Regions from separate parts of the Homo sapiens genome. Here region 1 is linked to region 2. The links are chromatin loops, found by intact Hi-C in ENCODE. Cell type or tissue: ovary. All regions are shown on one strand. Each heading gives the region's core, and the rest is flanking DNA. Links, peaks and the distances in the headings are about the cores only.

The links. Hi-C counts contacts between places; a loop is a spot of excess contacts. Peaks named below come from ENCODE experiments on the same cell type or tissue, not always from the same donor. Only the 100,000 strongest peaks of a DNase experiment are listed, where the experiment ranks them.
Region 1: it touches region 2 in a loop (6-fold over the local background); 3 of 110 quality-filtered maps call a loop at or near these places.

Annotation. Positions count from the first base shown.
Region 1 is chr9:68,891,238-68,907,465 of GRCh38, reverse strand. It overlaps PIP5K1B (phosphatidylinositol-4-phosphate 5-kinase type 1 beta), which reads right to left. Exons shown (of 16, transcript NM_003558.4): 8 at 12,828-13,127. Among named protein-coding and RNA genes, the nearest start is that of PRKACG, 110 kb to the left of the region's middle. RefSeq lists an enhancer at 11,168-11,317. In ovary, for the core only: no CTCF peak of the experiment used is centred there; no DNase peak of the experiment used is centred there; H3K4me3 peaks cover 381 bases; H3K27ac peaks cover 1,676 bases.
Region 2 is chr9:69,018,601-69,034,828 of GRCh38, reverse strand. No RefSeq gene overlaps it. Among named protein-coding and RNA genes, the nearest start is that of FXN, 9.0 kb to the left of the region's middle. RefSeq lists a cis regulatory region at 13,758-14,263. In ovary, for the core only: a CTCF peak has its summit at 7,059 (motif pointing right); no DNase peak of the experiment used is centred there; H3K4me3 peaks cover 445 bases.

The sequences.
Region 1 (16,228 bases), core at 5,164-13,163, 130 kb after region 2:
ACTTTTTAATATTTATTTTAATATTTTTTTAAATATTTATTTTAATATATGCACATGATCAAAACTAAAGAAGGTACAAGAGTGGCTCAACATGACACAGTTGAAAGCCACACTTAGCATGAAGGTGACAGTTAAGGCAGAGCTGGAATGCGTGAGTATGGAGAGGCCTGTGGCAATGTTCTCAGCTCTGTGTGTCCACATGGGACAAGGACCCTATGTTTCCAATGGTGCTCACCTAAAAAATGGAGGATAAAACAGGGACAGTTCACACCTACCCTGAGAGAGTTCAACTTTGAATAAACAGAATATTTAACTGGAGGGGTGACTGTCTAAACCAGAAGAGACTGCAATATTACTAACTGATAAGTTTCAGTTTGAGGAAGTGGATGCTAGTAGGGAAAAGGATTCATAGATAATTAAGTAACTACATTTTCCCCGCACATCTGAGTGGACAGAGAGTAAATCTGCAATCTGGAATCACTGCTTTTTCTGGTCTTTGAAAATTTGATTGTAGACCTTTTTCTGAAATTGCTAACAAACTAGAAAAAAAAGTTGGATAGCCAATTCAGAATGAGGAATATCAGAGGATGGAGAATCTCTGTGTCTAAAGAACTCCCGTCATCATTTGAAGAGAGATCACCAAGTGCTTATGAAAATGCAGCAAACACTGAGTTGGTCGTGATAATGGTTTGTCCTTGGAACATCTGGAGCTGGCTGAATATGGGCAAAGTTTACAAATGAGGTCTTTGTGTGGAGAAATGAAGAGAGGAAGTTAACGAGATGTAGAATCATTCCAGCCAGGCTCGCATTAAGGCTGGATGAAGATATTTTAAATAAACGTTCAGTTTTAACTTCTCTGTAGCCTGAGTAGCTATGGACAATTGATCTGTCCAGTGAAGTACATATCCCTTTTAAAACACATTTCTGATGTATACATGTAGAAAGTTCGCAGATGTATCCTTTTTATGAAAAGTTGAATGTTATATATCAATTCATGAATAACAGATTGTCCTTGGCCATTTCATTCTCATGGAGGGAGACATTCCCCCCACGGACATTTTCTACCTTGTCACTTAGAAATGCAGTATTTGAAGGGACAAAAATGAGGAGAGAAGAGTTATCCTTGCTCGATCAAAACACTAAATTTGGCCGAGTACAGCGGCTCACACCTGTAATCCCAGCACTTTGGCAGGCCAAGGCAGGTGGATTGCTTGAGCCCAGGAGTTCCAGACCAAATTAGGCAACATGGTGAAATCCTTTCTCTACAAAAAATACAAAAATTAGCCAAGTGTGGTGGCATGTGCTTGTAGTCCCAGCTACTTGTGAGGCTAAGTTGGGAGGATCGCTTGAGCCCAGGAGAGAAGGTTGCAAGTGAGCCATGAGCATGCCACCAAGCTCCAGCCTGGGCAACAGAATGAGACTCTGTCTCAAAATTTAAAAAAACACTAAATTGAAAAATGTCTTTGAAGGAAGAACACTGGTGATATCAAAGGGACACTCAGTTGCAGGGTAGAAGGGCATGTAAAGAGTGTGGACTGATACTGACAGGGATGAAGAGCCATATACGTGGCCCCAAACCTCTCAGAAGCCAGTATGGGGTGATCTTTTCTGAAAGGTTCAGAACCACTGGATGTCCAAAGTACTTTACTTTTCACAAGGTAATCGTGCAGGCCCTGGTCCTACAGCACCATCGGTACTCCATAAATGTGCCCTGGATGTTGAATGAATAAAATTAAGCCCTATAAAATCAAACTGATTTTACTCTTTATTCTTTAAGCCTAAGTTGAAAGCTTCTGGGAGGAAGACAAGGTCATGTCTGACAGGTACACAATGCACTGGGTAATGTATCACAAGGCACATTTCTGAACCATTTTTTAAACTTTGTAATATTTTCCTAGACCTTGGAAACTCTCAAATATGCCTTAAATCTCTGTAACTCAGTCCCTCACTAGCTTCCAGAAGTTCCTCCCAAGGTATGGAGCCTCAATTCCATTTTGTAAATCACCAGGGTTTGCTGCCCCTAACATCTCTTTTGGATTGGCTGTTGGCAACTCTGCCCTGTTTTGCATCATGATCTGTATGACTGGCTTACGTCAGAATCCACAACCAGATCCACAGCAGCCAACCTCAAAGCCTTTCCAGATACATCTTCAAAGCCAGAGTTGCTACCATCAGGCCCCGTGTGGCCACTTCCCCTTCCTGCCATAGCTTTCCTCTCTGCACTCCCAGGATTCTCAACAGGGAGGAGAAGAGGGGTCCTTGGGGGCATTTCCTTCCCTTTGCTCCCTCCCCCAAATACTTTGTGGGTCTTTCCGCTTGGGGCCTATATTGACCTTACTCCTACACTTAGGGTCATCTAATCAGAGACCAGTAGGTTCTTTTTACAAAAAAGCCAGAAACTCTAAGTAGTAGATATAACATTGTTCTATTTCATAAGCCCAAAGATTTTAGCTCTCCTTAACTTGAATTATTGCATATATAAATTTCTGTGGGACAAGTTACTTAAAATGAAAACTTGCTAGACACATAACAACAAACTCAGGAAATGCTTCAACTCTCCAATCTTTAGGTAATATCTCTTTTAGGAAGAAAGGAAAAGGAGTTTATTTCTTAGAGCCGAGGAAATTACCTTCAGTCTCCCATTTTCATTCTTTCTATAGAAATTTTGATAATACTTTGGTTTGCAGTGAGAGTTTAAAAAAAAAAAAGCAAACTACTGACTTGATAATCCTTCCGTTTCTGTAGTGAATCAGAATTCTCAAAAGCTGCTCACACAGGATTCAACGTCACACATTGAGTCCCTAATCTCCTCCCCTGCAAGATTTCAAAAACAATCAACCCCCCTGTAACCGCTGCATTGCTCAGAAGGAAGCCTCGCTTTTAACTTAATAGGATTTCGTGTGCATGCACATTGGTAACAGTTGGCAAATGTCAATGGGCTTGATTATGCTTTTCATTAAATTTTTAAAATTAAATGTTTGGATTATTTATTTTACTTTGTGTTCCTTAGTCACTTGGCACTGTGTTCCTTCCTTGAAATAGGCTGCAAGATTTCATGAACTCATTGTCCTGTCCAAACCAAGCTCTCCACTAGGATTGAGCCCTTTCCTGACTCCTACAGCATCTGCCCCTGTATCTCCTTGTCAGAGTTAGGTGACCAGTCATTGAGCACTTCTAGCCCATGCTGCCTATATCTGTCCATGTTATTACTTAATGTTTTCATTTCAGTGGCCTTACCACCATTACACACAAGCTCCTTAAGGAGAGTGTAATGATGAAAGAACATGGGTTTGGAGTCAGAGAGACCTGGGTATAAATTCTGGATGCAGCACTGTGAGCTCTGTGGACCTGCGGAAGCTGAACCTCTCCTGAGGATTCACTTCTTTATCTGTCAAAAGGTAATCATACCACTCACTTCACATGGCTGTTGTGAAGATGAATGAGAGAACCTATATGTAATAGATTGTCTGGCTCAAAGTTTAAATAAATGTTACCTGAACCAACCCACAGATAAAGTAAGCCTTGGAAATGCATCCTTATTGTCCATGCAATAAAGTATTATGTATTGTATTGTATATACGTATTTGATGATTACATATTACATATGATTTGTTTTACATGTTAAGTTACTTTGGTATCTATAGGTTATATCCAAGATGGAACCCTCTCTCCACCAAAACCCAGAAGAGCATATTCTGTAAAATTTGGGAATTGTCTTACTTAGTAGAAAGTCAGGCATGAACAACAGCATAGAGTTATTTTGATTTTTGTAGCTACCCTGACACTATCTTGCATGGATTATTGTGTTCCTTCTGTTGCTGCCAGCAGCTCATTTCCATTCCCTACTTTCAGCAGAACTAAGCTGCAGCAAGCGGCAAAAGCCTAGACAAACACCAGCCCCCTCCCAAGACTACTGAACAGTTGTGGTGTATGGATGGTCTTCAATGGCGACACCAGTTGCCACCTAAATAAAAACTGAGAGGATGAAGAGGTCAACACAGTTGCAATTTAGTAATTCACTGGCCTTTAACAGACCTTGGACAAATGAGCAATACAAATGTACTCCAAACAATTAATCCACAAATTCACAATGTTGACATGATTTACCTTGGTTCTTTCCAGACAAACCATGTGTAGGTTATTACTAAAACCTGCTTTTATTATGTGCATTGACTAGGTAAGATTCACTATTCCAAGAATGTTTGCTGTTGCTATTTCCTAGGCTTCATCAGAAGATTGACACCAAGAGAAATGCTGTGTAAGAACTCTCGAGTGAGCTAAGACTGGGAAAATGAGGTTCCACAGTTCCCACAGAGCAGATTTTTAGTAGCAAACGTTAAACATGTAATCAAGTAATTACAATATAATGAAGCAACACCAATGGCTGTAGAATAGATTTAGATGAAGTCTCACAGGAGTGCTTATTATTAGAAACACACACGTTAAACTCCTGTATCGCAGGCCTTTTCTTAGGAATCTTGTCAGTTGCATAGTCTCACAGGCATATCACCAGGCACTAAACTTAACCACTGAGTTTTTCCGCTTTCTTTTCACCACTCTTTTCTATATCCCCAAACTGCTTTATTAGATTTATCTTTAGCTTTTCTGGGGCATATACTCAAGTAATTTTTTAGCAAGAGACTTAAATACACACTTACCAGAGTGGCTAAAATAAAAAATAGTGACAACAGCAGATGCTAGTGAGGAAAAGGAGAAAAATGGATCATTCATCCACTGCTGGTGGAAATGTAAAATGGTGCAACCACTCTGGAAAAGAGTATGGCAGTTTCTTAAAAAATTCAACACGCACTTACCATATGACATAGAAATTGAATTCAGGCATTTATCTCAGAGAAATGAAAACCTGTGCTCACGCAAAAGCCAGTATACAAATGTTCACAGCAGCTTTATTTGTAACACTCAAAAACTAGAAAAAACCCACATGTTCATCAGCGGGTGAATGTTATAAACTGTGATACATCCATACCAAGAAATATCACTCAGCAATAAAAAGGAGCACATTACTGATACAGGCAATAATTGGATGAATATCAATGGCATTATGCTGAGTAAAAAAAAGCCAATCTCAGGGGTTATATACTGTATGATTCCATTTATACAGCATTCTCGAAAAGATAAAATTACAGAGATGGAAAACAGATTGGTAATTGCACAGGATTAGGAAGAGTTGTGAGGGAAGGAGGTAGCTGTGGCTATAAAAGGGTACCATTAGGCATCTTTGAGAAAGAACTGTTCTGTACTTGACCAAGGTGGTGGTTATATAAATCTATGTACGTCTGAAATTGCACAGAACCTCCCCCACCACACATGTGCATGTAAAACTGGTGAAATCTGAAAAAAGCTGAAAAACGTCAGTAGGTTGTACCAAAGTCAATTTCCTCATTGTGATACTGTACTAAGGTTGTGCAAGATTGTGCAAGATATTACCACTGGGGGAAACTGAGTGAAGGGTGTATGATATCTCTCTGTGTTATTGCTTCCAACGGCATGTGAATCTATTATCTCAAAATACAAAGTAAAAAAATTTACAGGTAGAAAAATTTACAAAGCCCTTGCATATATGATATGACATCATTATTTCTGTTCTCACAATAAAACCTGGCTTGGCTAGGTAAGTCCAAAATCATTTTTTCTAAGACCAGAGAGTAGAAGGCATTCTTTTACTGTTTCTTAGGAACTCTTAGGATTCCTTCCAACTCGAACAATCTTTGATTCTATGAGTTGGTTTTATTTGTTCACCAACTTTAACTTTGCTTTATGCTTATACTGCTATGATATCAAACTATTACAGATAGCCAAAACTCATAATTTTAAGACAATGGAGCAAATCAAATATCTCATGGGTTTACAGTGTTTGTAAAACACACTTTGAAAGACAGTGGATTTGGCTGGGCATGGTGCTTCACACCTGTAATCCCAGCACTTTAGGAGGCTGAGGCAGGAGGATCATTTGAGATCAGGAGTTCGAGACCAGCCTGGCCAACATGGTGAAACCTTATCTCTACTAAAAATATAAAAACTAGCGGGGTGTGGTGGTCCACACCGGTAGTCCCAGCTACTTGGAAGGCTGAGGCAGGAGAATCCCTTGAGCCTGGGAGGCAGAGGTTGCAGTGAGCCGAGATTATGCACTACACTATAGCCTGGGCAGCAGAGTGAGACTTCATTTCAAAAAACAAAAACAAAAACAAAACAAGTAATTTAGGAGTGTGGAGTCAATGATGTCCCTGCACCCTTTTCATGTTTTGATTGAAGTCTAAAAACAAAATCGAATTCCTTATTGATGAGAGGATAATTTAAATTGAAGTATTTCTACCTTCAGGATATGTACGTCTCCTTTGTATTAGGTCTAAAGCATTTTTTCTTCCCCAGTGATAACTGAGAAGGCAAGCAATATCAAAAAAAGAAAATAAACTGTCTGAACAAAATGTAAAAAGTTTACTACCAGCAAAATTATAGCTGAATGGTAAGCAATAGCCATAATGTTAAATATTATATAAAATAACCCATTTTGTAACCCATGCAAACATGCCCATAGCTGTTAAGAATCTGATTCATAAATTCAGAACTTGCCTTACATAGAAAGACCCTTCTTTGCACATCAGAAAGTTTCAGTATTCTTGAGACTGGTTTCATTAAATTCTGAGAACCTATTAATATTTATGGTTACAGTCATTTGTGTGAAAAAAGAAAATTGGTTCCACACTCTTTAAAAATTAATAACATGCGGCTCAACAAAAATTATAATAAATGTAAAATAAGTCATTAGGTCATTAATTATCAAGACTGTCTCTGAAATGACTCTCACTTGAAGGATTAAAAATATTTGGGTTGTAAACACAAGTTCTCACTAATATACTTTGTCTCAAAGTCATTTCCCAGAGTTATTAATAAATATTTCAGCATATAAAAATTTATCAAATTAATTAAATGATATGGGATTCTAGATTTTACATAGATAACTTATATCAGAGAAAAAATAATCATGGTAAATTACAATGAATACAAAAATAGATCCTAATTGTTCTTTTAAAATTAATATATACATTTTCAATTCAAAAGAGTTTTCAATCACAATCTTGCAACATGTACTGAGTGTATAGAATAAGCCAGGTGCTGCAGCTGCAGAGAGGTGTAAAGAATGAGCTTTGCCCTTTGAGACATTTAAAGTCTCGCTGGAGAGACAGTACATACACCTAAAGAAGACAGGGGTCAGTGCTAATAAAATAAAGTCCATATTCACAATAGCAAAGACATAGAATCAACCTAGATGCCCATCAACAGTGGACTGGATAATGAAAATATGGTACATACGCAACACAGAATACTATGTAGCCATAAAAAGAATGAAATCATGTCCTTTGCAGCAACATGGATGGAGGTGAAGACCATTATTCTAAGTGAATTAACCTAGTAACAGAAAACCAAATATTGCATGTTCTTACTTCTAAATGGGAGTTGCACATTGAGCACATGTGAACATAAAGTAGAAAATGACAGACACAAGGGCCTACTTGAGGGTGGAGGGCGGGAGGAGGAGGGTAGAAAGATGGAAAATTTACCTATTAGGTACTATGCTTATTACCTGAGTGATGAAATAATCTGTACAGCAAACCCTCATGACAATTTACCCATGTAACAAATCTGCTCATGTACCCCTGAACTTAAAATAAAAGTTGGAAAGAAAAAAAGTCTAATGACCATTTACAACATTGCTTCCATGGGAAAACTCACTGCAATATAAATGTACTTTTGTTACACAAATGACTCTTGATAGGAGGACAACCAGTACAACTTTTCAAATAATCCCAAGTGATTCAAAATGGAGATAATCTACTTTATTAAATTCTCAGTGCAATTTTTGGCAGGCATTGCAGTGAAACTGGATACTTCCTCCAAAATAGGCAGAACTTAAAAAATAGCTAGATACACAAAAATCACCAAAGACAGGTTTCTTACCTAAACCTTTCTTTCTCTTTTTTTAAATCATTAGACAGCTGATTATTCCTCTGTTCAAATACATATTCCAATAAACACTTACTAAGTACCTACTAAGAACCAGGCATGTAGATATAAAGATAGATTAAGCCTTGCTCCTCAGGCTCCAGGATTTACATGTGAAAAAGTAACAGTGTATTAAGTCCCATGAAAGAAGTAAGCCCAGGATGCATGGGGAACCACAACAGCACGGTCTTGGAGGAACTGATCCCTGAGTAGTCCTGAGACGAGCAGGTGAGGGCCAGGTGTAGAAGAGGGGAAGAACGGTCCAGCAGAGTGAGGCATGCATAAAAAAACCAAAACCTTTAGAGAATGTGGCCAGTAGATTAGAAGAGCTGGAGAGTGGGGATCTGTATCAGAGGAGAGGGGAGAGAGAAGGCTGGAGACAGAAGCTGAAGAACGCATCTGGAGAATGTAGCAGGGACCAGATCAGGAAGGATATTAATGTTCCAAGCTGGGAATCACTGGCTTTCGCCCAAAAGCAGTGGGGAACCTTGGCCAGAGAGTGTTAAGTCTTCTGATCAGAGGATCAGTCTGGCAGCAGTGGTGGGGATGTGATGGAAGGCAATGATAATGAAAACCAGCAAAGAGGCTACAGCAAAACTCCAGGTGATGAATAACCACGGTCTCAATAAAAGCAGTGGCTGTGCCTACAGTGAGGAGGGGGCAGAGCCATGAGTTATTTGGTAGGCAGACTGGGACATGGTGATTTTACTGCATGCAGGGAAAGAGGGAGAGGAGGGAGGAAGGAGTAGCTTCAGGGTGCAGATCTGGGTATCTGGCTGCACGATGGTCATGTTCCCTGGGTCACAGAAGACTAGAAGAGGTGCAGGCCTGGCGGAAGATGAAGGGGTACCTGGGATGAGCAGTTTTCAAATAGGACACGCATCTCAGCTTGTCTGTCACGTGGGAGCCATTGGGGATGGTTTGAATAAATCCTGCTTTCTGGTTTTGATAGCAAGTGATCTGTGATGTCTTTGTAGTACTCAATGTCACCACTCTTTCCTTGGCTCAAATTAACTTGTGGGTATGGATGGCTGTGGCAGTGAGCATATAGAGGGTCAGACCAAGGGATAGGAAAGCCTTCAAGAAAGGGGACTCATCATTTACATATCCATTTCTCCCCCACCACACACAGCCAATGGGGAATAGCAATGTGGAGATGGGGTGCAGAACCTGACATCTGGATGCCTGCTTTTGGAAAGAGCCCTCTGATCCTGTGGGGGAATTGGGCTCAGCAGGGTTGAGGCATAAAAGAAGATCAGTTTTCTAGAATAGTTCCAAGTGGCCAATGTGCTACATGGAGGAGTTGGTCAGGAATGAACCATCCCAAAGGGCAGGCTTATTATACACAGGGGTCTGGGACTGGGCTTGGGGAAGCCAGGCAAAGGGACTCAGGGGCTGCCACAAGGATGCCAGGAGAAGATGGTATGTGTCAGGAGGACTCAGTGCAGGATGAGGCTGTTCAGGTCTTTTCAGACGCAGAGCTCAGAAACGGCAGCTCTGATTGGCAGTCAGGGAAGCAGTCCATGGGGAGCAGGGAATAAGCTAGGTCAAGCTGGCCCTTCCGGCCAGCACTCATGCTAAAGGAAATAGAATTCCAGGGTCTGAGATGTCAAGCCAAAATATGAAAGGAGAGGTGGGGGCGCCAAGAAGCAGGGGGAGGTCAGCCATAGGTTAAGAGGCTTAACAAATCCGTCTGGGAACAACAAAGAAGCTGGGGTCCAAAGGTCTGGGATTCTTGGATTTGCTACTGCTAAGTCCTTAAGAGCTCCCTGGCACCACCAGAAAGGGTCTTCTGACAATATGTGGCTCTCATATTATGTGGCCACTTTCCTCTTCTACCCCACATGCTCTCCCTATTAACTGCCCCAAAACCAAACAACTATAGCTCCCGGAACACATTGTGCTATTTCACACCCATTGTTTCATACCTATTGTTCTCTTATCCTAGAAATATGCTTCTACTGCTTTGCCTATCCGGAGAAAGCTTCTCATCCTTTAAAAGCAAGCTACAATGTTCCCTACTCTAATCTTCACAATATAATATCATTGCACATACTAGACTGTATGGCAATTGATAAAAAATAAAGGTCGTGCACCTCATGCTTGGCATGTAGTGTGCTTGCAATATGTGCTGATAAGTGAATAGAAGCATATATCCTAATATAGGTTTAGTTCACCTTTCTCTGCCTGGGGTGCTGATACAGTAATACATTTCTCTAACTGGTTTGTTTCTAGAGCCTTAGCCATACTGTCTCACAGGAATTTTAGCAGAGGAGATTCCTGATTGATAGGTGCTGGCCTCAGCTCAGACTAACCTTGCAGACCCTCTGGGTCTCTGCAGCCCCTCAGCCAGCACTGAGGCTCAGCTCTGCAAAGCAAGGGCAATATTGGGGCGATGTCAACCACATATCCTATTGCAATCATCCAGTGAGTTGGCCTTTCAGAGGATGACCTGAAGAGAGAGAGAGGTAACTCTAGGAAGGGGATTCTGAGCCTTGGGGAAGAAGGAAGGGAAGGAACAACGGGCTCCAAGAGATTCACGATCCATCACGAGGATGGGCATTTTTTGGGGGGAGGAGAGTTCACAGCATTCATACGATTTACTAAGAGGCCCTTGACTATTAAATATTAATATTCACCATTCCAGAAATAGGCTTTCCTTGAGGCAGCTCTGCTCAGAGCACCAGCTGTTGAATCCAGATCCCAGAGGACTTGGTCATGGTCAGGACAGATCAGGGAAGGGAGCTGAGTTCCCCTACAGCTCAGCATTTACACACTCCCATACCAGCCCAAGAGAAGCCTTTCTGAAGGCAGATGTACATATTTTGAAGAATGTCCAGGATCTGTGTCTTGTACAACTGCAAATGCAGTGAGTAAGAGGGAGTTAGCCTCAGGATACCTCTACCTTGACCTTTATGTTCCTTAGAACAACAAACCTGCCAAAGAATAAAAAATAAAAAGGCAAATCTCCAGGGTCTCACTTGTGATGAAAAGTTTGGTTTGACCTCGCGGTCTCAGTCCTGAGCTCAGGAAACACTAATAAATAGACAAATCCTGAGCAATGGCTCTTTTACATTTGCTTTTTTTTTTTTTTCTGGCAGAGAAGCATGTGGTATTAGAAGGCAGCAGATAAAGGCTTTCCATACTAAAGAGGCAAGAAGCACACAAAAGAGAAAGCAAACTTAAAACTGGAGAGGCTGACACTAAACTCTGGGGAATTGAGAGTCACTTTTTACCCACATCCTGTAAAGGGCAGAAAAAACACAGGAAAAAGATTTCTACTAAAATATGTGTGTTCTGTTTTTACGTTTTTTGAATAGAAAAACATGCATCACTCAAATCCACTCAGATATCTGAATATCTGCTGGACGTTTTTTGTTCGTCTGTTTGCTTGGTTCCTACTGCTCCTTCCCTGACTTCTGAAAAGATAATTAAAAAAAAATCCTCAGAGTGAGACTTTAAGTTTTAGTTGTTAGAAGCACATGCCTTTGTACCCAAACAGATGTGGGCTCTGTCATTGACTTGGTAAGTAATGCTGGATAAGTTTCTGAATCTCTTTAAGAACCCAATTCTTCAGCAATTAAAATGGAAGTATGAATAGTACTGACTCCAAAGAATTGCTGAGAGAATTAAGTGAAATGATGCATTAAAAAAACCTTAGACTAACCTGGCATACTGTAAGCATTCAATAAACGGTAGCTAAACAATAGGAGTAACATCTCTGTCAATAAAGAAAAACAATTCTAAGGACACATTTTTGTGCACAATCATGCAAGCTATAACAGGCAGAAAGGAAGAAATAAAAAAAAAAAAAACAGAAACAGTAGACCTGTGTTCCTTAGTGGAAATTCCCTACTTTATACCTTAGAAGGGGTGTCAGACTGTCTTCCTCACCTTCACGTGAGTTTGGGTCTGGCAGAGAAGTGTCTCCCCTCCCCTATAACAACATGGGTCATCCGTCCAGGCCCATGGAAAGTGCAGAAAACCACAGCCTGTGCCATCATGCTTTCTGCCCACCTCCACTACCCAACTTAGCCAAGTGGCTGGACGGTTCTCCCATGATTATTATCCTTCAGAAGTTATTAGCACTGCATTTTTCTTTTCTCTAAAAAAATTTTTATCTCTTTTCACCATGTTAGAAAAAATCTTCCCTTAGTTTTTTTTTTTTTTTTTTTTTTAAAGCATTGCAGCCTGGGGGAATTCCTCCCCACTTTGGACAATCACTCCAGCTAAGTTTGCATGGAATGGTGTCTGCCCTAATTGGCAAGCTTCATTCCTGCTCACCTCTTATTCAGACCACATAAAATAATTTCAGCAAACGTGCTGCTCATATCATAGTTTTGCATCCACACTGATCTCTAGGGAGCCATTATTAATCCCAAGTACATTTTCTTTAAACTTGTCTCCCCAGTTCGAGTCTTACTTCTTCCAAGATTTCTATACGGCTTTTCTTACTCAACACCACATTAAACCTAAATTCTATTTCTTTCTAGTTAAACTATCTTCCCCACAGCGGAGAAAGAAAAGAAAACAAAGCTTTCTTGTTTCATTTTATCAAAGAAAGCTGACTTAGCTTATTAGTAAAATCAACAGAGATGTAGGTTAAGGACTCTAGATAACTCCCTTATCATCTACCAATTCCTTCAATATCAGGGAAGCATGGCTCAGCGCCAGGATTGGGAAAGATAGGATTCCACATGTCTGCCACTTTGGACATTCCTTATTTCTATGCTTTCAATAAGTGGCAGCCACAGTTTACATGAGCACAGAGTTCAAAGGAAATCACAACAATCAAACTTCCTTACCCGGCAGTCTCTCTGAAGTGTTTTCATAAGCGCGTTGTATGTTTCCGTATCAAAATACAACCCTTCGTGCATGTCTTGCAGGAAATCTAAGTCCTTAAATGTGGGGTTGGATTTCTCTCTCTCTTTACGGGATGCTCTTCGCTTATACGTTGAGCCTTTCAAGTCATATGTAAAGTGCATTCTCATGGAGCGTGGCAAAACGTTGTTCATCACCACAATCCTGATATTAATGCCTCCTGATTGCATACAATACAGTCCGTAAAATTTTGGCAAAAGAGTCCTTGGATTCTGGTTTAAATTCTAGAAACCAAAAAAAGAAAAATATATTTACAATCTTCTATTTTGACAAAATAATGCTCCACTAAAGATGTGTTTTCATGCTGATATAATAATTAAAAATGGGATGTGATTATCTTTATTAATGTTCATTACTAAAATTTTGCTGTTTCTAATCTATTTCTTAAGTCTGCTTACTGGACAGCAATTTTATTATTCTAAACTCAGGGCAGTGAAAGTGACTGGATTGGACATAATGTCCCAAATTGGCTCCAACTAAAAACAGGCAAGGAATTGACTGGTGCCATGAGTGACTATTCTCTAAGGTAGCCAAAGAGAAAACGAATTGCCAAGGTATGAGGGATGAACATTTAAAATTTTAATAGCTCCTGCAAAACTGTCTTCCAAAATGGCAGACCAATTTACAACCACACTATGTAAGACTGTACATAGATTTTCCCATTACTCTTACCAGGGCTGAATAGTACCCAAACTTTAAAATCTTTGTAAGCATGATTAGTGAAAAATAGAAACCTGTTTTTAAAAATTTGAATGCCATTGATTACTTATGTATTTTTAGTCACCTTAAAGATAATTTTGCTCATTTTTTTCTGCAGGTTTTTGTCACTGTTGAAATTCTTGATATACTCTGGATATTTATCATTTCTCTCATCTATATGGGGTAGTTTCTTCTAGTCTGTTGTCTTTTTTATTATTTAAAAAAACAGGGAGGCTGGGCACTGTGGCTCACGCCTGTAATCCCAGCACTTTGGGAGGCCAAGGCGGGTGGATCACGAGGTCAGGAGTTCGAGACCAGCCTGGCTAGCATGGTGAAACCCTGTCTCTACTAAAAATTAAAAAATTAGCCTGGCCTGGTGGCGCATGCCTGTAATCCCAGCTACTCGGGAGGCTGAGGCAGGAGAATTGCTTTAACCCGGCAGGCAGAGGTTGCACTAAGCCGAGATCATGCCACTGCACTCCAGCCGGGGTGACAGAGCGAGACTCTGTCTCAAAAAAAAAAAAAAAAAAGAAAAAAAATAGGGAATACATGCCTACTTTTGTTCCCTTTTAAAGTAGATAAGAAATTAAAATAGTTTACAAAACGGCATGTAGTCAATGAAAAGTGTCTCTGCTATCCTTGATTCTTCCCCCAATTCTCAACATTTGAGAAAACCACTGCTCTCACTTTATTTCATTCCAGAAATATTCAAGGTGCTTATATTAATTTTGTGTCTGGTATTTTTGGTTATATAAATGTGTTGCCTTAAATTTTTTTTTTTAATTTTTTGAGAGACGGAGTCTTACTCTGTCACCCAGACTGGAGTGCAGTGGCATGATCTTGGCTCACTGCAACCTCCGCCTCCCAGGTTCAAGTGATTCCCCTTCCTCAGCTTCCCAAGTAGCTGGGACTACAGGTGTGTGCCGCCACACCCAGATAATTTTTGTATTCTTAGTAGAGACAGGGTTTCACTATATGTCGGCCAGGCTGGTCTCGAACTCCTGACCTCAAGTGATCCTCCTGCCTTGGCCTCCCAAAGTGCTGGGATTACAGGCATGAGCCACTGCACTTGGCCTAAATGTGTTGCCTTTTGATGTGGTCATGTTTATTTACTTGTTTCTTATTTGTGTGTGTGTGTGTTTGCTTTTTGCTTTTTGTTTAACAAAGCTTTTTTATATCCCAAAGTCATAAACTTTTATTTTCTTCCAAATTTTTAATAGTTTTGGTCATTACATTTGGTCTTTACTCCATATGGAATTAATTTTGTGTGTATGTGAAAGATCTGAAATAGAGAATTTAATTTTTTCCTCAAATGGATACTTATTGAACAGTCTGACATTTTCCAATTGAGTTTAAATCCCTCCATGTCAATACAGTAAGTAGACAAATTCACATAGATCTATTTCTGGACACTTTATTTGAATCCATTAATTTATCTGTCTAAAACTGTACTCATCCTACATCCTTAACATTAGTTACAGCCTTATATATTTTTTGTATATGCTATAGCAGGCCTACTATTTTTCTTCTTTTTCAAAAATGTTTTCTCCATTCTTACAATCTTTCTGTGTGATTGTTCATTTTAAAAAACATTCTTCAAATGAGACTTGCTCTCACTTTCAAAGAAATTGGCTTTGTCAAGCTATGTGAAAAATCCTATTAGAATTTTTGCTTGGAATTAGACTGGATTTATAAGTTGATTTGGGAGCAGTTGAAATCTTTACAATACTGAGTTCAGGAACAATGCAGATTTCTTCATTATTTCAGATCTTCTTTATGTCCTTCAATAACGTTTTGTAGTTTCCTTCATATTGGTCTTGTAACATTTGTTTTTATAGATTCAAGTATTTTAGAATTTTTCTTATTACATTCTTTCTGAACTGATTGTTTATGTTTTCCACTTACTATATCTTGCTTTCCCAATCAGAATTACAGTACTCACATGACTTTATTTACTTATTTTTCTAATAGGGTTCATTATAAGTTGTTGTCATCATGAACAGGATCTCTTTTTTCCCTTATATTCTCCCACTCTATATCATCTATATAATGGAATATAATGGATTTTGTAGATTTACCTTTTATCCTGCAAATCTGCTGGAGTCATATCACTTCTAAAAATTCCTGATTTACTTTCATGAGCAAAATGAAGGTTTGCTCATTTTGAATTCTGTCATTTAAAGAGAACAGTGCTTGTACTTTTTTCTATTTCTTTTTGTACTCAAGACTCAGTGCCAGAATTTCTAGCAAATTTATCAGAAAGGACTATTGATGGGAGGGGCACTCTGGTCTATTCCTATTGTTTCTAGAGAAAGGATTCTTGTATTTTTCCATGAGCTATCATGTGAACTTTTGGAAGACTGATAAATGTACAACTTGTATAATCATTGATTTATTTATCATTTTTTAAAAAAAAAAAAACTCCCCTGCCAATTTTTAGAATTTTAATTAAGTGAAGATGTTGAATTTTGAGGGCCTTAGCTTCTCCTCAACATCTATTTGGGTAACCACGTGACGTTCACATTTTTTCTTGTTAATGGGGTGGATTATATTGTTATACTAGCTTACATAATTGGGATAAAATCACTTGTTCAGCTAAATTTAATTTTTCTTTGATACAGGGTTT
Region 2 (16,228 bases), core at 3,512-11,511:
CATTTCAGCCTTCCAAGTAGCTGGGACTACAGGTGTGCACCACCACACCCAGCTAGTTTTTGTATTTTTTGTAGAAAGGGGGTTTCGCTATGTTGCCCAGGGTGGTCTTGAACTTCTAGGCTCAAACGATCTGCCCGCCTGGGCCTCACAAAGTGCTGAGACGACAGGCGTGAGCCACCGTGCCTTGCCTATTGTTGATAGATTTTAAAAGAGAATTTTATTTCTGTTACATATTACAAAGGGATGCAAATTGTGAAAGTTTTCTTCACATTTTATATATGCTTTAGAGGATGTCAAATGTGAGCCGAGTGTGGTAGTGCATGCCTGTGATCTCAGCTACTCAGGAGGCTGAGGCGGGAGGATCACTTGAGCCTGGGAGCTCAAGGCTGCAGTGAGCTATGATTGTGCCTGTGAATAGCCACAGCATTCCAGCCCGGCCATCATAGCAAGATACTGTCTTAAAAAAAAAGAAAATGTCAGTTGTGTACACTTTCCATGGCAGAGAAGATGGGAAGGTACTAAAGTTCTTCCAAAGCCACTTTGTGAATCGTGAAGAGAGACATGTTTACATACTTAGGATGCTAAATGACAAGTGTCAAGAGGAATGTAAACTAACAGGTGTGAGTGTTGAGTGGGAGATTTATATAGAGCTAGGGATGGGGGAATCAAGGAAGTATTCATGGAAGAAGTGGTGTTGGCACAGGGCCTTCAAAAATAGGGTGGAGGAGGTGGGATCTGATTGCCTATCAAAGAGGTGGTCCAGGGCATTCTGGATGAGAGACATCCTTCTGTGTTTAATTAATTCTAGGCAGCTGCTTAAATACTGTTATGTATATGCCAGGCCTGGAGAAATCATTTTCCCCCTGCAAAGTATCTGGAGATGCTTTTGATTGTCACAACAGGCAGCTGTGGGGTGGGTATGTTCTACTGGCATCTAGTAGGTAGAGGCCAGGGATGAAACATCCTGTGATGTGCAGGACAGCCCCCCACCTGTGCAACAAAGAACTATCCAGTCCAAAATTCTGCCAAGATTGAGAAGCCCTCCTTGAAACCATAAAGGGAGAGCCCATAGGCATCAAAGGGTAGTGTTTTCATTGCCAGCCATGGTCTCAGACTCTGCCACACCAACAGTGAGGCCCTTCCTCACATCATCAGAACTGCATTATATACTCAGAGAGAGAAAGCTGCATCATTAGTTATTATTATTATTATTATTTGAGACAGAGTCTTGCTTTGTTGCCCAGGCTGGAATGCAGTGGTGCCATCTCTGCTCACTGCAATCTCCACCTCCTGGGTTCAAGAGATTCTGTCTCAGCCTCCAGAGTAGCTGGGATTGCAGGTGCCCACCACCACGCCTGGCTAATTTTTGTATTTTTAGTAGAGATGGGGTTTCATCATGTTGGCCAGGCTGGTCTCGAACTCCTGACCTCAGGTGATCCGCCCGCCTCGGCCGCCCAAAGTGCTGAGATTACAGGCGTGAGCCACCGCACCCTGTGCTACATCATTATTAGCTAGCATGCTTAGCAAGTTCTGGCATAGAAAGGTCACTAGCAAATGCTCCAGCTCCCTGCAAAGTTGATATCATTGCCCCATCTTTTTGGCCAAAGAAATAGACATAGAATAGCATATCAGAGAAGACGAAGGCTTCGCAAGAACTTGTCTTTCTCCACTTCCTTGGAGGTAGTCAAGAGGAATCAGGCACACTTGGTAAGAAGCTGGGGCACCGTGGCGTGGGCAAAGATGTTGAGGGACTCTGTGGTACACTGTAGCTGTTCCTCTCTTGGTTGCTTTTAGCCTCAAGTAGGCAGATCCTAATAGCTGTCAGGTTATGGGTAGGGGAGGATATCACCAGAATTCCCTTGCTCTGCCATTAGGATATTTTGATAGGATTTATCAGAGGGCTATGATTATCAAATGTGGTCGCTGGGCCAGCAGCCTCAGCATCACCTGGAAACTTGTTAGAAATACAAATTCTCAGGCCCTATTCTCGATCTACTGAATCAGAATCTCTGGGGTTTCAAGGCCCAGCAATCCATGGTTTAACAAGACCTCCAGGTGATTCTAATGTGCTTTAAAGTTTCAGAAGCACTGTGGTAGCATAGGCCTTGGGCAAAATTGTGAGTTAAGCCAGTGTCACCAGGGTGATCATTTTAAATCTAAAAATCTAAATCTCAAATGTGAATCTAACCATAGCCCTCTGCTTTCACCACCATCAAGATAAATTCCAACTTTCTTAGCATGACAGAGGAAGCTCTCTTGCCCACCTTAGCTCTCCCAGCGCCCTTACCACTCTCTTCTGTACACCCCACTCTGCATATTGGGAGGCATCTAGACATCTTTGCTTCTTCAAGCTATTTGTAGTTCCTAGAACAAGTGATGCTTTTTCCCTCTCTGGCTATCCCTCATGTTGTTCCTTAGTCTTCCATCCCTTTGCCTGGTATGGAAGATTGGATCTTCCAAAGAAGGCCACACCAATATTTGTCACATGTCATATGCTGTTTGGGACTTTGACATTCCTGTCACCCAGGGATGTTATCTATTCTCCTCCCTTCGAATTCGGGTTTGGGCTACAACTATTCCAACCAACAGGGTACTGCAGAAGTGCTGCTTGGTGACTTCCAAGTCCAGGTCATAAAAATGATGCATCTTCCTTCTAACTCCCTCTCTCTCTCTTTTTTTTTTTTTTGGGTTTTTGTTTGTTTGAAACAGAGTCTCATTCTGTTACCCAGGCTGAAATGCAGTGGTGTGGTCATAGCTCACAGCAGCCTTGACCTCCTGGAATCAAGTGATCCTCCTGCCTCAGCCTCCTAAGTAACTGGGACTATAGGTGTGCATAACCACACCTGGCTGATTTTTAAAATTTTAAAAATTTTTGGTAGAGACAGAGTCTCACTATGTTGCCCAGGCTGGTCTTGAACTCCTGAACTCAAGCAACCTCCCACCTCAGCCTCCCAAATTGCTGAGGTTACAGGTGTGAGCCACTGTGTCCGGCATTCTCTTTTTGGGATGCTGACACTGAGGACCAGCCATCATGTTTTGAGGAAATCCAAACTAGCCAAAGTAGAGAAACAATGTAGAGAGAGCTGAGGCCCCCTCAGCCAACAGCCAGGGTCAACCAGTAGACATGTAAATGAGTCATTCTTCAGATAAATTCCAGCCCCCAGCCTCCCAGTCTTCCAGCTGAATCCTTAGACATCATGGAGCAGAAACAAGGTATGCCTTATGTGTTCCATGTGAATTTCAGGCCCACAGAATCTCTGGGCAGAAAAGATGTTTTCATAGCTTTAATCCAGTATGTTTTAGGTAATTTATTACACAGCCATAGTAACCGGAACATGGGGCTACTTTCTTCATATCCTGTAGGACTCAACTCAAATGTCAGAGGTGACTTCCTCCAGAATCCTTTTATGAAACCAAACTTTCATATTCCCACAGGTGTGCCTTAGGTACCTCTCTCTGTTTCCACAGCCTGCAATGTAATTGTTAGTTTTCCTGTTTATCTAATATCTCTGACATAGACACTCTACTGGTGAATGAGTGATATTCTTTGTTGGCCTCCTGTTTCTTCAGTAGCAATCACTGTTGCTAAGGGAATGGGGTAACACAATTGGCCAGTTCAGGGACAGGGCATATTACCTGATGAAGGGCAGTGAGAAACCTTGCAGGACACCAAAACAAAAACAAAACAAGACAAAACCCAATCCTCTACAGATGACCAAACCTTAAGTCTCCAAATTCTCACTCATTCTTGCTTAGTCCTGGGCTTCAGCTCAGTGCTATGATTCAGTGCCTAAAGACTTAACTTCCTGTCAGGAGGTGACTTCAACTCTGGGGAAAAGAAATCCCACTGCATTTGCTTGGATTGATTGGTAAGAGAGATTGATAAAAGGATGTTCTTTGACATTTGCCAAGGGCAATTTTTTTCTATAATGAGGGAAGAGAAACAGCTGTTTGTCCCAGGAGACTGATTATGGCACTAGAGTCAAATCCACACTCTGGAATGCAATTTGATACATCACCTTAATATTAATATAGATTAAATTCATAAGATACTCAGCAAAGTAATCAATAATTCCAAAGTCAATAAATATTAAACATGTGAATGATGTAGATAATGAACTAATTATTGAACGTTTCAGTGGCCAGAAAAAAGGAGGTTTGGATTTATTTTCTGAGAGTGGCTCCCTTTAGGGTCCCTTGGGCAGTGTGTGATAGCTTTTGATCTGTGATCTGACAGATTAAGGGAGCTTCAGGCAGAGGCCTCTCTCTTGTACAAAAATACTCTTCTTGCTTACTGTTGAGGGGACAAGAGGAAAGAAGCATGTGATGTATCTGAAATATAGCCTTTAGAGAGTCATTCTTGTTTTAACTAAGGAATTTGCATTAATATGCCTAATGAAACCACCTTTGTAAAGGTTATGACAGTGAGAGAAATTTAGCTTGGCTGACTCCATCTTGCTTCTAGTCTCATAGGCTGGCTGTCCTCACTTATTCCTGGGCATATAACAAAGGCCACGCCAAGCTAACTGTGGGAGGAATTTAGTGTATAGTTTCACTTTGAAGCAAGAATGATAATAGTCCCTCCCTAAAACTGAGCCCCTCCTTTTTCGGGGACTGAAACTGCCTTTGTAAAACTAATGAAAGGCCACAAGATTAGGATTATGGGAGGGGTCTGAATTCTGCTAAGATGTAGGAATAGCTTGCCTTTCTATAATCTATGCTGGAGGTCACAAGATTTGTGACTTCCCCGTTTGCTCTTGTAAATAACATCACTATTGTAGAACCCAAGATTCGTCTTTTGAGATGATTTTCAGAACTGTGCATTCTGGGCACCAACTGACTTCACTTGGACTCACGACTCATGACTCAGCCAGTCCTGTGGCCCCCACCCTATGGTGGACTCAGCACATGAGGATTGTTTGCCATGCTTTTATCCCCAATCAGCAGCACCCATTCCCTAACTCCCTGCCTGCCAACTTATCCATAAAAACCCTAGCCTCTGAGTTCTCAGAGAAACTGATTTGAATAATGAACTCTTGTCTTTCATGTGGCCAGCCCTTGCCTTAATTAAACTGTTTCTTTACTGCAATACTGCTGTCTCAGTGAATTGGCTCTATCTGTCCAGCATGCAAGAAGTATAGTATAGTAGAAACAAGTAGACTTTGTGGGCTTAGACAAATGTATTTGCAAAGCATAATTTTCAAAAAGTTAAAAACAATTCTCATGCAAATTTGTAGTGAGCATGCATCAAAGATTAAATAATTAGTGGAGTTTTAGGTACTGAAGTGTGTTCTCCCAAAGTCCATAGGTTGAAATTTTAACTGCCAGGACACTCAGAATATGACTATATTTGGAGATAAAGCCTTTAAAGAAGTAATTAAGGTTGGCCAGGCATGGTGGCTCATGCCTGTAATCCCAGCACTTTGGGAGGCCGAGGCAGGTGGATCACTTGAGGTCAGGAGTTCGAGACCAGCCTGGCCAACATGGTGAAACCCCGTCTCAACTAAAAATACAAAGAAAAAAAAAATTAGCTGGGCATGGTGGCGGATGCCTGTAATCCCAGCTACTCAGGAGGCTGAGGCAGTAGAATCACTTGAACCCAGGAGGCGGAGGTTGCAGTGAGCTGAGATCGCGCCACTGCACTCCAGTCTGGCGACAGAGCAAGACTCCGTCTCAAAAAAAAAAAAAGTAATTAAGGTTAAATGAGGTCTCAAGTGTAGGTCCTAATGTGAAAGGAGTGGTGTCTTTATAAAATGAGAAAGAAACACCAGGAACACATGTGCACAGAGAAAAGACCACAGGAAGAGGCAGCAAGAGGGCGGCCCCCTGCAAGCCACAGGGAGAGGCCTCAGAGGAAACCAACCCTGCCAGCACCTTGATCTTGAACTTCCATTATCCAGAACTCTGAGAAAATAGATTTCTGTGGTTTAAGCCAGCCAGTCTGTGGTATTTTGTTATGGCAGCCCTAGCAAAATACAAGAGGGAGCCAGCAGGAAGGCAAACTGGTTTAAAGGAAGCTGGAAGAAACTGATCTATAATAGTCAGTGATAAAAAGAGCATTCTGGCGTAAGATTGCTAAGTGAGATACACAACTGGGTAGTGTCCTTCAGGTCTATAAAACTATAGTCTTTGGGGTTACTTTCTTAGACAAGAGTCATTTGCATCTTACCAGTTTTCTACAAGCTGACATTCTTTTCTCTTTTGTTTATTTATTTATTTTGAGACGGAGTTTTGTCACCCAGGCTGGAGTGCAATGGCGTGATCTCGGCTCACTGCAACCTCCGCCTCCCAGGTTCAAGCAATTCTTCTGCCTTAGCCTCCTGAGTAGCTGAGATTACAGGCATGTGCCACCAAGCCTGGCTAATATTTGTATTTTTAGTAGAGACGAGGTTTCATCATGTTGGCCAGGCTGCCTTGGCCTCCCAAAGTTTTGGGATTAAAAGCATCAGCTACTGTGCTTGCTGTTTATTTTTTTATTTTAATTTTTTTGTTTATTGTCTTCTAAAAATTGACATCCTTGAGACCTAATTAATGGCAAATAATAAGTCGAGCATAGTCACACTGTGCTGGAACAGAGTTTCTCAATGGTGACTATTTACTGATGTTTCTACTGATTATAGTCATGTGCTGCATAATGCTGTTTCAGTCAGTGATGGACCACATATGTGATAATGGTCCCCTAAGATTATATTTTTTTACTGTACTTTCTCTGTGCTTAGATATGTTAGATACATAAATACTTAACTACTGTAGTACAATTGACTATAGTATTCAGTATGGTAACATGCTGTACAGGTTTATAGCCTAGGAGCAGTAGGCTAGACTGTATAGCCTAGGCGTATAGTAGGCTAGACCATCTAGCTTTGTGTAAGTACACTCTATGATGTTCGCAAGATCACAAAATCACCTAATGATGCATTTCCCAGAATGTATCCCTGTTGTTAAGCAACACATGGCTAACTCTGTCGTGGTGGTTGTCCCATGCATTGTAAGGTGGTTTAGCAGCATTCTTGGTCTCCACCCACTAGATGGCAGTAGTATCTGCTCTCCCATTCAATAGTGACAATCAAAAATGTCTCCAGACATTGTGAAAAGGTCCCCTAAGGAGTAAAATTGCCCCTGGTTGAGAACCACTATTCTGGTCTAACTTTGAATTAAATATTCAAAGCAATCTTTTTGCCTTACTTCCAAGTTTTAGATAATTTTCATAACAGTGTTCAAATCCCTGCTCTGCCCCTCAACTACCTGTGTGTCCTTGGTCTATTTTTAACCTGAGTTTCAGTTTCTTCATCTGTAAATTAAAGCAAATACTTCTTTACCTCAGAGATTTCCATGAGGATGAAGTGAATTAGTATGTGCAAAACACAGACATCAGCGAATGCTAGCCCCACACTTGGCCTCATGGTTGGTCATGGTGTCTTTTAAGAGGCATGTTTATACACCTGTGGTCACAGAGGGCACCCCGGGGCCACTTTGGTGGCCAGGCACACACATCCAGGTCTGGGCTTTCAGGGGACTGCAGGCTAGTGCAGATCACCGGGAAGTCAGGACCCTGCAGCTGAGCTGGGTGCCTCCCTTCACATTCTAGGCAGGACAGAGGAGTGGGTGGCCTTGACAAGAGTTAGGGGAGAAGAGGGGAGCCAGTACCCCTACCTTCACCCTTGGCCATCACTGCAGGCCAGTTCTCTTCTCTGCCTCTGACCTGATGCAAGTATCAACACCATCACTACTTTCTTCCAGTGCTCAGGGACCTGATGTGCCCCTTGCTGGAGGAACCCGTCTTGCCTTGTCTCTTGCCTTAGGCAATATGGTACCAGAATATAGGGTCAGGAATTCCACGTGAAAGTATAACTAGCATCTTTGTTGCTATCCTTCAACCTTCTACATCTACTATTCAGAGGTGATCTTGTTGATGAACTGAGCTAATTTATGTGTGTGTTGTTAAAATAGGTTGTGGCTTGGTAGGCGTTGAGGGAAAAGGAGCTTTGATGGCCCTCGCCTCACGGGGAGACAAGTGCCTTTACTTGGAAAACCACTTTAAGAACAGCCTAGATCCGTCTGTGGGACTGCATTGTCCAACAGAGAACGTCTATGTCTGGGGGCCTGGGACTCTGGAAAGGGTTATTTTGGGGTTTCAGAGTGATTCAGTCTAAGGCGGGGGCACAGCCGTCTCCCATCTGTGGGGGATAATTGCTTGCTCTCCATTCCCTGCTTTTTTTTTTTTTTTTGAGTTGGAGTTTTGCTGTTTCACCTAGGCTGGAGTGAAGTGGTGCGATCTTGGCTCACTGCAACCTCCGCCCCCTAGGTTCAAGCAATTCTCTTGCCTCAGCCTCCTGAGTAGCTGGGATTACAGGTGCACGCCACCACGCCTGGCTGATTTTTGAATTTTTAGAAGAGACAGGGTTTTGCCATGTTCGCCAGCCTGGTCTCGAACTCCGGACCTCAGGAGATCCACCCACCTCAGCCTCCCAAAGTGATAGGATTACAGGTGTGAGCCACCATGCCTGACCCATTCCCTGCTTATTATAGAACACTAACAGGCAGACTGGGCTTGAGTCTCTGAGCCTGACACTGTTGCATAGTGGAGAGTCACTGGTTGCAGGGAAAGGAGAATCAGGCCAGAGCATTCACATGGTGTCTTCTCTCCAGGCTTCTTGGCTCCCCTCTTTCATCCCATCCTGCCTGGCTTCGCTGAATGAAAGCTCTATGAACTTCGCTCATCTGTGATGATTGTGACTTGCCAGTAATGCTAAATGCTGCACCAGGCAGCAGGGCACCCGGTGGGATGAGGTGGGAGTTATGGGGCATCAGGGGGAGGCTGTATGCAAAAGAAAGGGCCACCTGTCCTAGACCCACCATACCATTGGTCGACCCTGGGCAAGAAGACCTGAACTTCCCTGGATTTTAGTTTCCTCATGGATGAAATGGGGATACAAACACTGCCATGTTTTCCTCCTAGATTGTGAGAATCAAGTACAAACGTTTTTAGAAAGTGGGAACAGGACTTATGCTATGATATTCTGAGAGAACTCAGGCTAATTTTTTTTTTTTTTTTGAGATGAAGTTTCACTCTTGTTGCCCAGGCTGGAGTGCAATGGTGCGATCTCAGCTCATGGCAACCTCCATCTCCCGGGTTCAAGCGAGTCTCCTGCCTCAGCCTCCCGAGTAGCTGAGACTATGGGTGCCCGCTACCACACCCAGCTAATTTTTTGTATTTTTAGTAGAGACAGGGTTTCACCATATTAGCCAGGCTGGTCTCGAACTCCTGACCTCAGGTGATCCACCCACCTCAGCCTCCTAAAGTGTTAGGATTACAGGCGTGAGACATCACACCTGGCCCAGGCTAATTTCTTATGGTGGCACATCACTCACCATTTAACAAATATTAATGAAGCCCTACTGTGTGTCAGGCACTGTTCTAGGTGCCGATTATACAGCAGTGAACAAGACAGGCAAACATCCCTTGCTTCTTATGTTCTATTGTAGGGACACTGATGATAACAAAATAAGGTAAACAATGTGTTAGAAGCCGGGTGCCTCACACCTGCAATCTCAGCACTTTGGGAGGCTGAGGCAGAAGGATCACTTGAGCTCAGGAGTTCAAGACCAGCCTGGGCAACATATATCTCTATAAAAAATAAAAAATTAGCCAGGCTTAGTGGCATGTGCCTGTAGTCCCAGCTACTCAGGAGGCTGAGGTGGGAGGATCACTTGAGCCTGGGAGGTCAAGGCTATGATGAACTGTGATGGTGCCACTGCTACTCCAGCCTGGACAACAGAGTGAGGCCGTGTCTCAAAAAACAATGTGTTAGCTGGTCATCAGCGGTATGGAGAAAAAACAAGGAAGAGGGAGAAGAGGTGTAGTAGCCAGCTTCCAAAAGGTCCCTCACCTCTTGGGATTCCATCCCTTGTGTAGTCCCTCCCACAGTGTACCAGGGTTGGTCTGTGTGACCAGTAGTAGATGACCCAGCTGATAGTCTCTCCTGTCTAAGATCAGGTTATAGATGACTGCGGCTCTCTCTCTCTCTCTCTCAGATCACTTGCTATGTGGGAGCTGGTTGCCATGCTGTCAGAATCTATGGAGAGGCCCCTGGTGAGGACCTCCAGTACACAGCCCAAAGCCAGCAAGGACGTGAGGCTTGCCAGCAACCACATGAGTGAGCTGGAAGTGGGTCCTCTTGCCTCAGATGACTGCAGCTCTGACTGACAGCTGACTACAACCTCACGAGGAACCCTGAGCGAGAACCTTGGAGAAAGCCTTTTTCTCATGCCCTAGAGTTGAGAATGTAGATTGAATGTGCTCTGCTATGATTGCTGTTGTTAGGCACTGTGGGAAGTGCTTTATATACACTCTTGTTTAACTCTAATAGCCTTACTGAGGGTACTATTATTATCTCCATTTTATACACCAAGGCTCAGAGGCTAATTCACCTTTCCAAATCCTCCAGCTAATAAGTGTCCAAGCTGGGACTCAAACTTGGGCCTTTTAACTGTGCTGCTATTCTACCTCTCCCTTGCTCTTTCCAGACCAGGCTTGGGACATAACACTAACACCCTTTTCCTTTCATTTCATCTCTTGTCCTTCAGTCATTCCTAAACATTGACATTCATTGAGTTCCTTGGCTCTGGCCACAGTCCTTTCTCCCTTTCCCCTCTGGGGCATCAAATAGTGATTACAGTATCCACAGGGATGGCATATGCCATTTCACCATTTCACAGTTCCTGGAATCCACTTTTCACTTCTCATAAAGCTTCAGCAAGCCATTCTCATCTTGGGTTGCTTGTTTGCCTATTTGCTGTTACATCCATTCTCTTCTCCTCATCTGTTTCTTTCAAGGAAACCTGATCCATGCAAATTACGTTTCCTAAACTGCTTTGCCAATTTGTTTCAAGAGAGGTTCAGCCAACGAGAGGCGCCTGTGGGAGACTGGCAGGTGGGTGGCAGAGAGGAGGCAGGTATTTCTGCCCTCCTTTTCTCCTCCCGCCATTCCCTTCAGGCACCATTTCCAGCAGTGATTGGGTTTCCTCCATGGCTCCGCCTCTTGCTGGACAGACCACTGTGGTTTCAGTCTCAGCTCCGGGGCTGTGTTAACACCTTTTTCCTTCTGTTCCTCTATGCGTAGTTATGGTAAATGCAACTTTTCTGCATTTCTTAATTTTGAGTTTGTCTAATTCTCCCTGGTAGCTCTTTCAGTCCTTCCATCACCTTTGCAACAAATTCCCTGCATTAGATTATCTCTGTGAATTGCCGGACCTAGGTTTTGTTTGTGAGGCTGGACCCCAGCTGATATTCGTATCTGTACTTTGGACTTTATTGCCATTTTAAATTGTTCTTTCTCAGATATCTTCAACTATAGGATCCTGCTTTCTGATTACAATCTCCAGTTCCTTAACCTCAGGTCCTTTCTTCCATTTATCATGTTTGCTCTGTTCACCCACTCTGTTCTTCCACCCACTTACTCATCAACCTGTCAAGGAAAAAAGCCAAACTCTATAAAATATTTAAAGAGTTTTATTCTGAGGCAAATATGAGTGAACATGGCCCGAAGGCACAGTCTCAAAAGGTCCTGAGAATATGTGCCCAAGATGGTTGGGTTACAGCTTGTTTTTTTTTTTTTGAGACAGAGTCTCGCTCTGTTGCCCAGGCTGGAGTGCAGTGGCGCCATCTCGGCTCACTGGCTCACTGCAAGCTCTGCCTCCCGGGTTCACGCCATTCTCCTGCCTCAGCCTCCTAAGTAGCTGGGAGTGGACCGCCACCACGCCTGGCTAAGTTTTTTTTGTTTTGTTTTGTTTTTGTATTTTTCGTAGAAACGGGGTTTCACCGTGTTAGCCAGGATGGTCTCGATCTCCTGAACCTGTGATCCACCCACCTCAGCCTCCCAAAGTGCTGGGATTACAGGCGTGAGCCACTACGCCTGGCCACAGCTTGGTTTTATATGTTTTAGGGAGACATTAAGACATCAATCAATACATGTATACATGTGAGGTGTACATTGGTTTGGTCCAGAAAGGTGTGACAACTTGAAGGGCAGAGTGCTTGCAGGTCATAGGTGGATTCAACAATTTCCTGATTGGCAATTGGTTGAGAGTTAAGTTATTATCTGAAGACCTGGAAGCAATAGAAAGGAGTGTCTGGGTTAAGATAAGGGGTTGTGGAGACCAAGGTTCTTATTGTATAGATCAAGTCTCATAGGTAGCTTAGAGATTATAGATGCAAATATTTCCTATGCAGACCTTTAAAAGGTAGGTATTAGACTCTCAGTTAATCTCTTCAGGGATTTGGAGGGCCTGGAAAAGGAAAGATCCACTTATGTTAAAAGAGATTTTTGGGCCGGGCACAGTGGCTCATGCCTGTAATCCCAGCACTTTGGGAGGCCGAGGAAGGTGGATCACAAGGTCAGGAGATCAAGACCATCCTGGCTAACAGGGTGAAAACCCGCCTCTACTAAAAATACAAAAAAGAAAAAAAAATTAGCCGGGCGTGGTGGCATGCACCTGTAGTCCCACCTACTCGGGAGGCTGAGGCAGGAGAAGCGCTTGAACCTGGGAGGCAGAGGTTGCAGTGAGCCGAGATTGCGCCACTGCACTCCAACCTGGGCGACAAAGTGAGACTCTGTCTCAAAAAAAAAAAAAAAAGATTTTTTTACAGATGTAAATTCTCCCCCACAAAAGAAAGCTTTGCAGGGCCATTTCAAAATATAGCAAGGAAACATATTCTGGAACTAACTTTGGGAGGAACTTAGTTTATAGTTTAACTTTGAAACAAGGACGATAACAGCCCTTTCCCAAAACAAACCCCCTTCCTGCCTGGGGACTAGACTGCCTTTACAGAACCAACACATTAGCCACAAGATTAGAAATTATGGTTTAGGAGTCATGCAACTGAAGGCGGCCAGATTCTGAACCTCCCCAAATTGCTCCTGGGGATAACATCACTATTGTAAAATCTAAGATCAGGGCTTGAGATATTTTGCAGACCCTGCACTCAGTGGATCAGCTGGCACCACCCAGACCAATCAACTGGCTCATCTGATCTTGTGTACCCCCCAGCAGGAACTGACTCCGCACAAGAGGACACCTTTGATTCCCTGATTTCATCTCTGACCTGACCAATCAGCACTCCCGACTCACTGGCCTGTGCCCACCAAATTATCCTTAAATACTCTGATCCCCGATTCTTAGGGAGACTGATTTGAGTACTAATAAAACTCTAGTCTCCCATACATCTGGCTCTGTGTGAATTACTCTTTCTCTATTGCGATTCCCCTGTCTTGATAAATCGGCTCTGTCTAGGCATTGGGCAAGGTGATCCCATTGGGCGGTTACAAACTACAAAAGGGAGAGGGTATAATGAGGCATGTCTGACCCCTACCCCTTCCTGGAGTGGCCTGAACTAGTTTTGCAGGTTTCTTTGGACTCCCCTTGGCTAAGAGGGGGGTCCATTTAGTCAGTTGGGGGGCTTTGAATTTTAGTTTTGGTTTACAAACCCATCCATCATTGTTTTTGTTGTTGTTGTTGTTGTTGTGAGACGGAGTCTTGCTCTGTTTCCAGGCTGGAGTGCAGTGGCGCGATCTTGGCTCACTGCAACCTCCACCTCCTGGATTCAAGCAATTCTCCTGCCTTAGCCTCCGCAGTAGCTGGGACTACAGACGTGCACCACCACGCCCGGCTAATTTTTGTATTTTTAGTAGAGATGGGGTTTCACCATGTTGGCCAGGATGGTCTCGATCTCTTGACCTCATGATCTGCCCGCCTCAGCCTCCCAAAGTGCTGGAATTACAGGCATGAGCCACCACCGCGCCCGGCATCCATCCATCATTGTTTGTTGAGCGTCCACAGTTCCAGGCACTGTGGTTGCTGATGATATAGTGGTAACAAAGATTGATAATCAACATGTTCTCATGGAGCTCACAGTCTTGCGGAGAGAGATGATAACGTAAAAGTATTTACAAAGTCACATAAGTGCTAGATGGGGTAATTATAGGATACTACAGGAGCATATGAGAGTGGCCTGGTCTTGACTTGGTGGGGGTGGTGACAGCATGAGTTTCTGAGATCAGAGAGATGAAGAGTTGGCCAGGTGAAAGAGGGCAAGGAGGAAAGAGCATAGCAGAGGGGACAGTATGTACAGACCCAGAGGCCAGATGTCCTCATCTAGTACAGTGTTGGAGAGGCTGAAAAAGGGAGATTCTCAAACAGACTCAAGCTTGGATGCATTGGGCCCTAGCTCCTGGGGTTCTGCAGTTCTGAAAGGTCTGCAGTTTACCCCTAGGGTTGCAATCTTCTTATTCTTTTTTAACTCCAGGTTAGGCACTTCCATCCCTCACAGTTCAGGTTCAGCTCCAGCCCTCTTTGTCCCTTATAATGCATACAAACTCTTCAAATCTCCTGCATTTCCTGAATTATGGAACTGGTCACTGGATACCCCCTTTTCCTTGCTGTATTTGTATAGCTTTCTTTTGTCTTCAAGAGCTCTCTAATTATTAAGATAATTGAATTGGGACCTCTCACTTCTCAGCTCTTTGTTCTATAGGCTATAAAGCATTTTGGGGCTCCTTCTGGGAAAACATTAATCGATTTAAATCAAGGGCATGCACCCAAATGCTGCAGGGGCCAGGCAGGTGCCAGAAATGAGTGCCCTATGGAACACTTAGCCTTCCTGGGCTGCCTTTTTCTTTCTTGCTCTGCTGGAGACATGGCATAAGCACTATTTTACTTTTAACGCTAATGTAAAAAAAAAAAAAAAAACCCACAGAGCCAACAGGATGATAAGCAGCAACTGTCATTAGCTCTGTGCAGTGGTGATAGTTGGGTGGGGCAGGAAGGGCTGTGAAGTGCAGAGAAAATGCTTACATAGGTGCAGTAGCAACTCAGCATAGCTGAATGGTGTCCTGTGGAAACGTAGGCCTACTGTGCACAAATATTACAACAGGAGACTGAAATCTGGATGATCTGGGGTATATGAAACTGACGACTCTTTACATTGAGAAAACAATTATTAAAATTTGAAATACTCTGTTAGGCCTATAACTATATTGGGTTAAACAAAATGTGTTCATGGGCTCATCCAATGGTTCTAAAACTCGGCTGTGCATTAGAATCACCTGGGGAGCTTTTAAAAGTCCCAACGTTCAAGTCACATGCCTGGGCAGTTAAGTCAATCTCTGGAGGCAGATTCAGTCATCAGTATTTTTTTTTTTTTTTTTTTTTTTTTTTTTAGACAGAGTCTTGCTCTGTCACCCAGGCTGGAGTGCAGTGGCGCAATTTTGGCTCACTGCAACCTCCGGCTCCCGGGTTCAAGTGATTCTCCTGCCTCAGTCTCCTAAGTAGCTGGGATTACAGGTGCCTGCCGCCACACCCGGCTAACTTTTGTATTTTTAGTAGAGACGGGGTTTCACCATTTTGGCCAGGCTGGTCTCGAACTCCTGACCTCAAGTGAGCTCCCTGCCTCGGCCTCCCAAAGTGTTGGGAATACAGGCGTGAGCCACCATGCCCAACCCAGTATTCTTTTTTTTTTAATGTCTCAGGTGATTTCAATGTGCAGTTAAAATTAAGAACCACTGCTTTTGATGTGCATCGGTTTGTGAGCTCTGATTATAGGGCATATTTTGGCAGAAGGATGTTGTGAATGTTCTGCTCCACCTAGGGCCTTCTGTTAATTGGCAGGTGTGCTGTATCACACATGTTAAGTGCTGCAGATGAGATTTCAGAGGAAATCATCAAGCGCTCTCCTGTTCTGTTTCTCTTGAGGGCCTCAACTCTTCATCATGAAATGTAGGCTGTTACAGTGATAGCAGAAGAGGTCACCAAGAAACTCATATGCCATTATACTTTACATGAGTGCCGAAGCTCCTGTCGCAGTCCATATTATCTGTATCTAACATCTTGTCCTGGGTACAGTTTCCCATTCAGCCACTCGGCTGTACTGTCTGTATGTTGCATGATAATTACTAGGCATTATACATGTGCAGTCACATTGCAACCATGTGACAATGCCCACTTCTTGTGTAGGTGTGCACAAGAAATTCTCTTCAAGGTCTCAGAAGGACTGAGTACGGCAGGCCTCACAAGACACAGCCATGGTGGGCAAATAGCAGTGCCTGACATTCCTACCCCCATCCTCAGATAGTGGAGTTTCCCACAATCCCCCTCCTTGACTCTGTTCTCTCTCGGCTCACGTTCCTTGGCTAACACTCTCATACCACTTAAATCTGTGCTGCCAGTGCTT